Regions from separate parts of the Homo sapiens genome. Here region 1 is linked to region 2. A link is an interaction called in ENCODE POLR2A ChIA-PET data of the cell type or tissue named here. Cell type or tissue: Caco-2. All regions are shown on one strand. Links, peaks and the distances in the headings refer to the core of each region. The heading gives the core; the rest is flanking DNA.

Region 1 (5,369 bases), core at 194-5,193, 270 kb before region 2:
TCTGCACTTCCAATTTCAGCCGTTCAATGTTGCTCAGGGTTTCAGCGATCTGGGGCTCCAAGCTGGCGGGGTCCCCCATCTGAGGTGTCTTCTCATAGACATCCTTCATTTTCTTTAGGGCTTCCCTATGACAAGGGAGACAGGATAGACAGGAAAACATACTTCCGTGTGAGTTTTTTTGTTGCTGTTGTTTTGTTTTGTTTGAGTCAGGGTCTCATTCTGACTCTTTCCCCAGGCTGGTGTGCAGTGGTGCAATCATGGCTCACTGCAACCTTAACCTCCCGGGCTCAAGTGATACTCCTGCCTCAGCCTCCTGAGTAACTGGGACTATAGACCCGCATCACCACACTCGCCTGATTTTTCAAAAATTTTTAGTAGAGATGGGGTCTGGCTATGTTGCCCAGGCTGAGTTCAAGGGATCCTCCTGGCTCAGCCTCCCAAAGTGCTGGGATTACAGGCATGAGCCACAGCACCGGGCTCCATGTGATTTAACAAGCAAAAAACAGGGGTTTTGCATCAAGGAGCAAATAGCAAGGCAGGACAATGGTTAAGGATGCAAATACTAGTGCCCGACTGCCTGGGTTCGAATCTCAGTTTGAATATTTCCTAGCTGTGTGAGCTTGGCTTAAATCATTGAACCCCCACTGCTGTTTGCTTATTTTGGAAATGGAGATAATGATCCTAATATCTCATGTGGGTCACTGTGAGGATTAATACAATGCCTGATACCTAGTAAGTCCTCACTATTACTCATATACATATTGAGTACCTACTGCATACAGGTCCTATTCCAAGCATCAGAAATATAACACTGGGCTGGCCGTGGTGGCTCACATCTGTAATCCCAGCATTATTTTGGGAGGCTGAGGTGGAAGGATCACTTGAGGCCAGGAGTTCAAGACCAGCCTGGGCAATGGTGTGAGACTTTGTCTCTAGTAAAAAATCAAAATAATTTTTAAAAAATAAAAAAAGAAGGGGGGGCAGGGGAAAAAATAAATAAAGATAAATATAACACTAAACAAGACAGATCTTAAGTCTGCATACAATCTCTCAGGAAACCTTGAAAATTCGAATAAATCCATGTACACTGTTTCGAATAGTGCCTAGAATGCAGTAAGTGACTAATAAATACTGTTATCATTATCATCAGTTTCTCATCCCTGTCTCCCCTATGTCTATATATACAGGTAGTCACGACTATAATGGACCTTTGGAAAAGACCAGATCTGAGCTCAACTTCCTTCCAGTTATTTTTTATCTTTTTTTGAGACACAGTCTCACTCTGTCGCCCAGGCTGGAATGCAGTGGCGCAATCTCGGCTCACAGCAACCTGTGCCTCCCGGGATCAAGTGATTCTCGTGCCTCAGCCTCTGGAGTAGCTGGGACTACAGGCACACGCCACCACGCCTGGCTAATTTTTATATTTTTAGTAGAGACAGGATTTCCATATGTTGGCCAAGCTGGTCTCAAACTCGGTCTCAAGCCATCTGCCTGCCTCGGCCTCCCAAAGTGCTTGGATTACAGGCATAAACCACTGCACCCTGCCAACTTCATTCCAGTTCTAATACCTGATCCACTTTACAGATGAAGAAACTGAGGAATTAAAAGGTAAAACAGGCTGCCCAAGTCCTGAGATGAAGCTGGAAATCAAGTCCAGTTTGTCGTGACTCTAGAACATGCACCCTTAACCCCTCCACCGTAGAAACTCAGGAACTAGAGAGTTCTGAATGGAACTTTACACCAATAAAAGCCATTCTGTCCAAGAGGTTACATGCAAATGGCAAAATATAATTTGGCTGCCTGTTTGCAAGTGGCAAACATCATTCCTATTATGTAACAGAACTGGGAAGAGGATTTTGTTGCCTGGAAAGAGTGAGTAAAGATTTTTTTTTTAATCTGCCAGATTTTTTTATTGTCAATATTTTAAGTGTTTGAGCTATTAAATAGATAACCATATGCTGCTTTTCTTTTAGCCAATTAATGTGGTGAACTAGATGGATACATTTTTTGATATTGAACTATCTTTGCATTATTGGGATAAAACCCAACCAATGGTGGATTTTTTTTTTTTTAGTTTTTAAAAAAATTTACTTGGGTTTTTCTTCTTCTTCTTCTAAGAGATGGGGTTTTACTACGTTGCCCAGGCTGGCCTTGAACTCCTAGGCTCAAGTGAGTGATCCTTCTACCCAGCCTCCCAAAGTGCTGGGCTTATAGGCATGAGCCACTGTGCTCGGCTAATGTATTATTATTATTATTATTATTATTTGAGGTAGAGACTCGCTGTGTTACCCAGGCTGGAGTGCAGTGGTGCAGTCTTGACTCACTGCAACCTCCGCCTCCCAGGTTCAAGCGATTCTCCCACCTCAGCCTCCCGAGTAGCTGGAATTACAGGCGCGTGCCACAATGCCCAGCTAGTTTTTGTATTTTTAGTAGAGACGGGGTTTCACCATGTTGGTCAGGCTGGTCTCGAACTCCTGACCTCACGTGATCTGCCCTCCTTGGCCTCCCAAAGTGATGTATTATTTTTTAAACACTGGATTTGCTTGGCTAGGATTTTGCCTCTATGATCATAAATAAGGTAAAATGAGCCCTTAATTTTATCTTATTGAATTCTTGGCCACAGATTTGGGAATCAGGATTCTTCAGCCTAAAGAGGTTGACAGCTTTCACACTTTTTCTGTTTGCTGGAATGACTTGTATAAGACAAGAAGTAACTGTTTCTTTTTTTCTTTTTGAGACAGGGTCTCACTCTGACACCCAGGCTGAAGTGCAAGTGGTGCAGTCACAGCTCACTGTAGTCTCCATTTCCCAGGCTTAAGCCATCCTCCCACCTCAGCCTCCCAAGTGGCTGGGACTACAGACACAAACCACCACACCCAGCTAATTTTTTTATTTTTGCTAGAAATGGGGTCTCACTCTGTTGCCCAGGCAGGTCTCAAACTCCTAGGCTCAGATGATCCTCCTGCCTCAACCTCCCAAAATGCTGGGATTGCAGGCACAGGCCACTGCACCTGGCCAAGAAGTAACTAAGTGTGGTAGGAATCACCTGTAAAACCGTCGGGGCCTTGGGATTATTGGGGAGATCTTTGAGTACCATTTAAATGTCATTCATTTACAGACCCGGGCAGTGGCTCATGCCTATAATCCCAGCACTATGGGAGGCTGAGGCAGGCAGATCAACTGAGGCCAGGAGTTCAAGACAGCCTGGCTAATATGGGGAAACCCCGCCTCTACTAAAAATATAAAAATTAGCTGGTGCATGCCTGTGGTCCTAGCTAATCGGCAGGCTGAGGCACAAGAATTGCTTGAACCTGGGATGTGGCGATTGCAGTGAGCTAAGATCACAGCACTGCACTCCAGCCTGGACGACAGACTAAGACCCTGTCACAAAATAAAATATAATAAAATAAATAAAATAAAATAATAAACAAATAAGTGAAGTTCATTTACTATTTTATCATGTTCCTTGCCTGTCCTTCCCTACCCCACCACCTTACCTCTGGTCAACCTCCTTCTGAAGTTCACGACTGCGTTCTTCCAACTGCTGTTGAAGCCGTTTTCGCTGCTGCTCTGGGGGCAAGTGGCTAAAATCCTCGGTCACCACTGTCTGCAAGGTGGGTAGAGGGCTGAATTTGGGATCAAGGAGTCTAGCCTGCCAGACTCTGCACCCGTCTGAGATATTTCACTCCCTTCCCCAGCCATGGTTCTTGACAGCGAAGCCATGCACAGAGCAAAGCAGGTCTGGGTTGGGCAACCAGGGAAGAGGGGCCCAGCCAGCGGCAGGAAGCGAGCCCAGGGTCCCGCCACCCGCCGCTGGGCAGGCTAGGGCCACCACCTCCTCCTGCCCCGAGGCCTCACTTACCCCACGGCTGCCTCGAAGGCTGCGGAAGGATGCTAGCCTCGGTTTGACCGACTTACTGATCTCGCTCAGTATGGCCAAGGGGTCACGGCCGGAGCGGGGGGACGGGGGTCCGTTAGGCAATGCCGAGGGTACGGGGCCCCCCAGGGGGGAGAGGGGTGGGGGGCGAGGCTACCGGCGGGGGCCGGGGAGGGGGATAGGTTGAAGGGGTGGGGGGGCATAGGAGGATGTAGAGAGTGAGGACGAATGGACGGAGGGATGGACGCACGGATGGACGGATGGACGCAAAAAAAGGAAAAAGGAAAAACAAAATGGAGAAAGAAAAAAAACGGTAAGAAAACCACAACTCAAGATGCACAACCACACAGAGAAAACGCATGCAGGAGCGACACAAAAAAATCTGGAAGGTGGCGGGGAGGATGTTGAACTGTAAGCCCGAAAGCCAGAACTCTCACTCCCCCGGTATCTCCTAGGTCTCTGGAATGTTATGTCCGGGAGCAAGCATGGGTCCAGGAGGCAGGGAGGCCCATGTCTCTCTGTCCACTTAGCTTTCTGGGCTGACAGTCTAGAAGACGCATGCAGGAATCAAGGTCTCAGACAGGTAAGAGGCCACAGAGGACAAAAATAAATAAACAAAAATAAAACCACAAGCCGAGAGGGAGTGGAAGGCAGGAAAATGAGAGGGGTTAGGGGCATCAGAAGTTTAAGCTCGGGGATCACAGGTGTTAAGTCAAGGAGAGGTATGAGAGTGTAAGTGAAGAGGGACCCAAAGTATAAATCAAAGGTATAAACCAAGGGTGCTAAGGTATATTAAAATCCAAAAACCCAAGAAAGCAAGACATGCAGGGCGGCTCCCAGAGTCCCATCAGCAGGATGGAGAGAGAAACTCGGGGAGTCCCCAGGGATGGTGTCACCAGCCCTCAGGCCAGCCCTGAATTCCACCAGCAGGTTTTCTCCCAGCATCCCGAGAAGCAGCAGACAAACGCCACGGACCTCCCCACCTCCCCACCCTGCCCCCGCCTTCGCCTCGGGGGACTCCCAGGCCAATCGGCCGCCTTCCTTCCCTCCAGTCCGGGCTGGCAGCCAAGAGGAAAATTCCTGCCCGAGACTCGGCGTTCAGGCGGCTGGGGCTGACTCAATAGGGGCCCCACTGTCCCCACTTCACTGTCCTTCTCCCCCACCATCCCAAGGGTCCCGGCCCCCACCTTGTTCTTCTTGCCAAAAGGCCAGCGCTTGGTGCGGCTGCGACCCGGGCCTCGGAGTTCAGGCCGTCCATCCGAGGGGGTGCCCAGACTGCTGTCGGAGGGTGCACGGTTCATGGGCTGGCTGAAGTCCTCGAATTCCACGTCGCCCGGGCGGGCAAAACCTGACTTGTGCAGCTCTATAAGGACGTGGGAGTCCTGGGGGAGGGGGACAGTGGATGAGCAGTCGAGTGCCTAGCCTATGGGTACCTCCCTCTGCCCTTCCCGTAGCCCAGTGGACCCAGACCAGGCACCCACGTTCTTGGGAT
Region 2 (5,369 bases), core at 140-5,139:
GCGCTAGAGGGTCCAGGCCCTGACTCCACGCCCCGCCATCGCTCCCCAGCTGACCTCGTGCGTCCACGCGTCCTGCGCGCTCCTGTACCCCATGCGCTGGGAGCACGTGCTGATCCCCACGCTGCCCCCACACCTGCTGGACTACTGCTGGTGAGCGAGGGCAGCTGGGAGGGGCAGGGCCTGTGGGCAGGCCCTGGGGGCGGTGCCTGCATGACCCCGTCCCCTCGGTCCGCAGCGCGCCCATGCCCTACCTCATTGGAGTGCACGCCAGTCTCGCCGAGGTGAGCGTGGATCTACCCAGACGACGGGGACGTGAGGGTTCCCCCTTCCTCTACATCCCCAGATGCCCTCCTCTGCCAAGGACTCCCGGGCTCTGAGCGGCCGACCCCGCTTTTCCGCAGAGAGTACGAGAAAAAGCCCTGGAGGACGTCGTGGTGCTGAACGTGGACGCCAATACCTTGGAGACGACCTTTAACGACGTGCAGGCGCTGCCTCCAGACGTGGTCAGTGTCGCCCCTCCCACCTTCCTGCCCCGGGAGGCGAGGGGCCCACACCTGCCCACTCAGGGCCACTCCCTTGTGCTTCAGGTGTCCCTGCTGAGGCTCCGGCTCAGGAAGGTCGCCCTGGCCCCCGGGGAAGGGGTGTCCCGTCTCTTCCTCAAAGCCCAGGCCCTGCTCTTCGGGGGGTACCGCGACGCACTCGTCTGCAGCCCGGTGAGCAGCGGGGACGCTGCGGGAGAGGTCTCGTGGGTTCCTGAATGAATCGCAATGTAACGATAGGTACAGTAGATGGCCGGACGCAGTGGCTCACGCCTGTAATCCCAACACTTTGGGATGCCGAGATGGGAGAATTGCTTGAGCCCAGAAGTTCAAGACCAGCCTGGGCAACACAGTGAGACCCCTCCCGTTTGTTGTTGTTGTTGTTTGTTTGTTTGTTTGTTTGTTTGTTTTTGAGACAGAGTTTCACTCTGTTCCCCAGGCTGGAGTGCCTCCCGGGTTCAAGCGATTCTCCTGCCTCAGACTCCCAAGTAGCTGGGACTGCAGGTGCGCACCACCATGCCCAGCTAATTTTTGTAGTTTTAGTAAAAACGGGGTTTCTCCATGTTGGCCAGGCTGGTCTCGAACTCCTGACCTCAGGTGATCTGCCCGCATCAGGCTCCTAAAGTTCTGGGATTACAAGTGTGAGCCACCATGCCCGGCCACCGTCTCTATATATTTTTTTAATTAAAAAATAATAATGATAGGTAGCATTAATGGAGTGCTTACTTTGTGCCTCTGTTTGCCCCTCTGTAAAATGGGACCCCAATAGTGCCACCCAAAAGGATATTAGAATCAGTGAATCAGCATTTTCCCAGCACTTTGAATCGTACCTGACATACAGCAAGCACTCAATAAATGCTAGCTCCTACCACTGCTATTATCTCATTTAATGCTCATAACATTTTGAGATGGATACTGTGATAGTCCCATTTTCCATATGAGGAAACCAAGGCTTTGGAGAAGTCCCACAGTGGGTGAATGTTGAAGCCGGGGCCTTGATCTCTGAAGCCCCCTCCCCTGTTTTTCACAACCAATCTGTAAAATCATTGGGGGGTTCTAGTATCACTTGAGCATCTGACGTTTTTGTCATCTCTGCATCCTGAATCTGCACACAGACCACCCACTTCCTCTGTCTCCACCCTGGCCTGGACCCTCTCATTGTTTGCCTAAAATTAATGCACTGATCTCTCCCAAAAACTGGGACTCCCCCGCAAGCAGTCTTCTTCTTCTTCTTTTTTTTTTTTTTTTCTCTTGAGACAGAGTCTTGCTCTCTTGCCCAGGCTGGAGTGCAGTGGCACAATCTCGGCTCACTGCAACCTCCACCTCCTGGGTTCAAGCAATTCTCCTGCCTCAGCCTCCTGAATAGCTGGGATTACAGGCATGCACCACCACAATGGCTAATTTTTTGTATTTTTAGTACAGATGGGGTTTCACCATGTTAGCCAGGCTGGTCTCAAACTCCAGACCTCAGGTGATCCATCCATCTCCTCTTCCCAGAGTGCTGAAATTACAGGTGTGATCCACCGCGCCCGGCCTCCTGCAAGCAGCCCTCTGCTTTATCTCCCAGAGTCTGTCCTCCCTGCAGTGGCCAGAGGTCACCTGTGAACACCCGAGTCAGATCATTTCCCTCCCCCCACCCCCCCGCCCACACCCCTCCCGGGCTTCCACCTTACTCGAGATAAATGCTTAAATCAGCCGGGTCGGTGACTCACACTTTTGAGAGGCCAAGGTGTGTGGATTGCTTGAGCCCAGGAGTTTGGACCAGCCTGGGAAACACAGTGAGACCCTGTCTCTACAAAAACTACAAAAATTAGCTGGGCGCAGTGGCGTGCACCTGTGGTCCCAGCTACTTGAGAGGCTGAGGTGGGAGGATCGCTTGAGCTCAGGAGGCAGAGGTTGCAGTGAACCAAGATCACACCACTGCACTCCAGCACGGGTGACAGAGTGAGACCCTGACTCAAAAAAAGAAATGAAAAAAAAAAAAAAAAAAACCAGGGCTGGGCGCGGTGGCTCACACCTGTAATCCCAGCACTTTGGGAGGCCGAGGTGGGTGGATCACGAGGTCAAGAGATGGAGACCAACCTGGCCAACATGGTGAAACCCAGTCTCTACTAAAAATACAAAAATTAGCTGGACATGGTGGCACGTGCCTGTAGTCCCAGCTACTCAAGAGGCTGAGGCAGGAGAATCGCTTGAACCCTGGAGGCAGAGGTTGCAGTGAGCTGAGATCACGCCACTGCATTCCAGCCTGGCGACAGAGCGAGACTCCGTCTCAAAAAACAAAACAAACAAACAAACAAAAAACAGCTTAAGTCCTCCCTGCCATCCATGAGGCCCCACACAGGATCAGACACACAGCAAGTGCCTAATCAATGTTTGCTACATAAATATATAGTAGAATGAGGGAGGGCCAGGAGCACCCCAGGGAGCTCAGAACTCCAACGCTTCTTCCAGGGCCAGCCAGTGACCTTCAGTGAGGAAGTCTTCTTGGCCCAGAAGCCTGGGGCACCTCTGCAGGCCTTCCACCGGCGGGCTGTGCACCTGCAGCTGTTCAAACAGGTATGCCAGAGCCCTGAGGGTCCAGCTGGGACTGGAGGTGGACTGCTGAGTCCCCGAGGGCTTGTCTGAACTGGCAGGGTTGAGGGCAGACTCCTGGGTCCCTGAGGGTATAGCTGGAGACAGTCCAGCAGGATCCCCTACTCCAGGGTTCCCAAGTGGGGAAGGACTGAACTCCTGGATTCCTAAAGATGGGAGCCCCCGGCTGGGCACAGTGGCTCATGCCTGTAATCCCAGCACTTTGGGAGGCCGAGGCAGGCGGATCACGAGTTCAGGAGTTCAAGACCAGCCCTACCAATATGGTGAAACCCCATCTCTACTAAAAATACGAAAATTAGCTGGGCGTGGTGGCGTGCGCCTATAATCCCAGCTACTCAGGAGGCTGAGGCAGGAGAATCGTTTGAACCCGGGAGGCAGACGTTGCAGTGAGCTGAGATCACACCACTGCACTCCAGCCTGGATAATAGAGCGAGACTCCGTCTCAAACAAAACAAAACAAAACAAAAACATGGGAGCCCCCAACTCCTGGGTTCCTGGGGGACAAGACCTACTCCTAGGTCCCTGAGGGAAATCAGGGTGGGACCAAATTCGCAGGTCCCTAAGCAGGTGTCTTTCTGGGACTGGGGTGGCGGTCCAAGCTGGACTCCAGAGGGGATGGGTCCTGACTGTGAAATCCCAGGATTTCCTGAGTCCTAGGGATATGGGTGGGGGGGCGGGGTGGCACATAGGGCTGGACTTCTAGGCCCCTGGGAGAAGGTAGCTTGGACCACAAGATCCCTAAAGATGGGGTCCACCTACTCTTGATTCAATGAGAGCGGGTGGGTAGTTCTAGAGGGGGCAGAAATCAATTTCTGGGTCCCTGAAAGGGGCAGGGCTTGGTCCCTGGGGACAGGTCCTGACTCGGGGAGGGAGGAGAAGGTAGGATCTCTGGTTTCTAAAGTGGGCTCCGGGCCGGGGACAGTGGCTTACGCCTGTAATCCCAGCATTTTGGGAGCCCAAGGCAGACGGATCACCTGAGGTCAGGAGTTCGAAACCAGCCTGGCCAACATGGGGAAACCCTGTCTCTACAAACAATATAAAAGTTAGCTGGGCATGGTGGTGCATGCCTGTAATCCCAGCTACTTGGGAGGCTGAGGCAGGAGAATCACTTAAACCCGGGAAGCGGAGGTTGCAGCGAGCCGAGATCACGCCACTGCACTCCAGCCTGGGTGCCAGAGCAACTCCATCTCAAAAAATAAAAATAAAAAATAAAGTGGGCTCCAGTTTCCCAGGTGCTTGGGGGTGGGCAGGTTGGAGGCCAGAGATGGCTTCTACATCTTGACAGCAGGCAGGCTTCGAAGTGCTGGCATTCAGATGTGTCTCCTGCTGTTTCTGATTTACTGTCCCCCACCCCAGTTCATCGAAGCCCGGCTGGAGAAGCTCAACAAGGGGGAGGGCTTCTCAGATCAATTCGAGCAGGAGATCACTGGCTGCGGGGCCTCCTCAGGTGAGCCCTGAGTCCAGCCCCTGGGTCCCCCACTACCCGCCACCAGCACCCCCAGCCTCAGCCAGCCTTCGGTGACCACCACACTCTCTCCTTACCCCAGGGGCCCTTCGATCCTATCAGCTCTGGGCCGACAATCTAAAGGTAAGACCACCAGAACAATAGGCCGTGGGCGTTGGCTTAGGCCTGTAATCCCAACACATTAGGAGGTGGAGATAGAAGGATTGCTGCGACCAGAAGTTTGAGACCGGTTAGGGCAACGTGACGAAACCCCATCTCTACTGAAAAAAAAAAAATTCGCTAGGTGTAGCTGTAGTCCCAGCTACTCGGGAGGCTAAGGTGGAAGGATGGCTTGAGCCCCAGGAGGTGGAGGTTGTAGTGAGCCGAGATCATGCCACTGCACTCCAGCCTGGGTGACAGAGCAAGACCCTGTCTCAAAAACCACTTTGTTGCCTGGGCACGGTGGCTCATGCCTGTAATCCCAGCACTTTGGGAGGCTGAGGCAGGCGAATTGCCTGAGGTCAGGAGTTTGAGGCTGAGGCGGGCGGATCACAAGGTCAGGAGATCGAGACCATCCTGGCCAACATGGTGAAACTCTCTCTCTACTAAAAATACAAAAATTAGCCGGGTGTGGTGGCAGGCGCCTGTAGTCCCAGCTACTCGGGAAGCTGAGGCAGGAGAATCGCTTGAACCAGGGAGGTGGAGGTTGCAGTGAGCCGAGATGGCACCACTACATTCCAGCCTGGGTAACAGAGCAAGACTGCATCTCAGCAAAAAAAAAAAAAAAACAA

Evidence for each region. ChIA-PET counts read pairs that join two places held together with the same protein. Peaks named below come from ENCODE experiments on the same cell type or tissue, not always from the same donor. Only the 100,000 strongest peaks of a DNase experiment are listed, where the experiment ranks them.
Region 1: POLR2A ChIA-PET joins it to region 2 with 7 read pairs; 4 of 35 experiments call an interaction of 5 or more read pairs at or near these places.

The regions. Positions count from the first base shown.
Region 1 is chr19:6,744,690-6,750,058 of GRCh38, reverse strand. It overlaps TRIP10 (thyroid hormone receptor interactor 10), which reads right to left. Exons shown (of 15, transcript NM_001288962.2): 8 at 5,359-5,369; 9 at 5,065-5,259; 10 at 3,863-4,030; 11 at 3,498-3,607; 12 at 1-125. It overlaps LOC124904623 (a long non-coding RNA gene), which reads left to right and starts at 1,472. Exons shown (of 2, transcript XR_007067109.1): 1 at 1,472-1,608; 2 at 1,703-1,895. RefSeq lists an enhancer at 3,816-4,316. In Caco-2, for the core only: no CTCF peak of the experiment used is centred there; no DNase peak of the experiment used is centred there.
Region 2 is chr19:6,470,618-6,475,986 of GRCh38, reverse strand. DENND1C (DENN domain containing 1C) reads left to right here. Exons shown (of 23, transcript NM_024898.4): 11 at 50-150; 12 at 236-281; 13 at 402-503; 14 at 588-713; 15 at 2,994-3,098; 16 at 4,491-4,581; 17 at 4,682-4,722. Among named protein-coding and RNA genes, the nearest start is that of DENND1C, 8.5 kb to the left of the region's middle. RefSeq lists an enhancer at 1-392. In Caco-2, for the core only: no CTCF peak of the experiment used is centred there; DNase peaks (open chromatin) are centred at 176, 506, 2,156 and 3,116; H3K4me3 peaks cover 907 bases.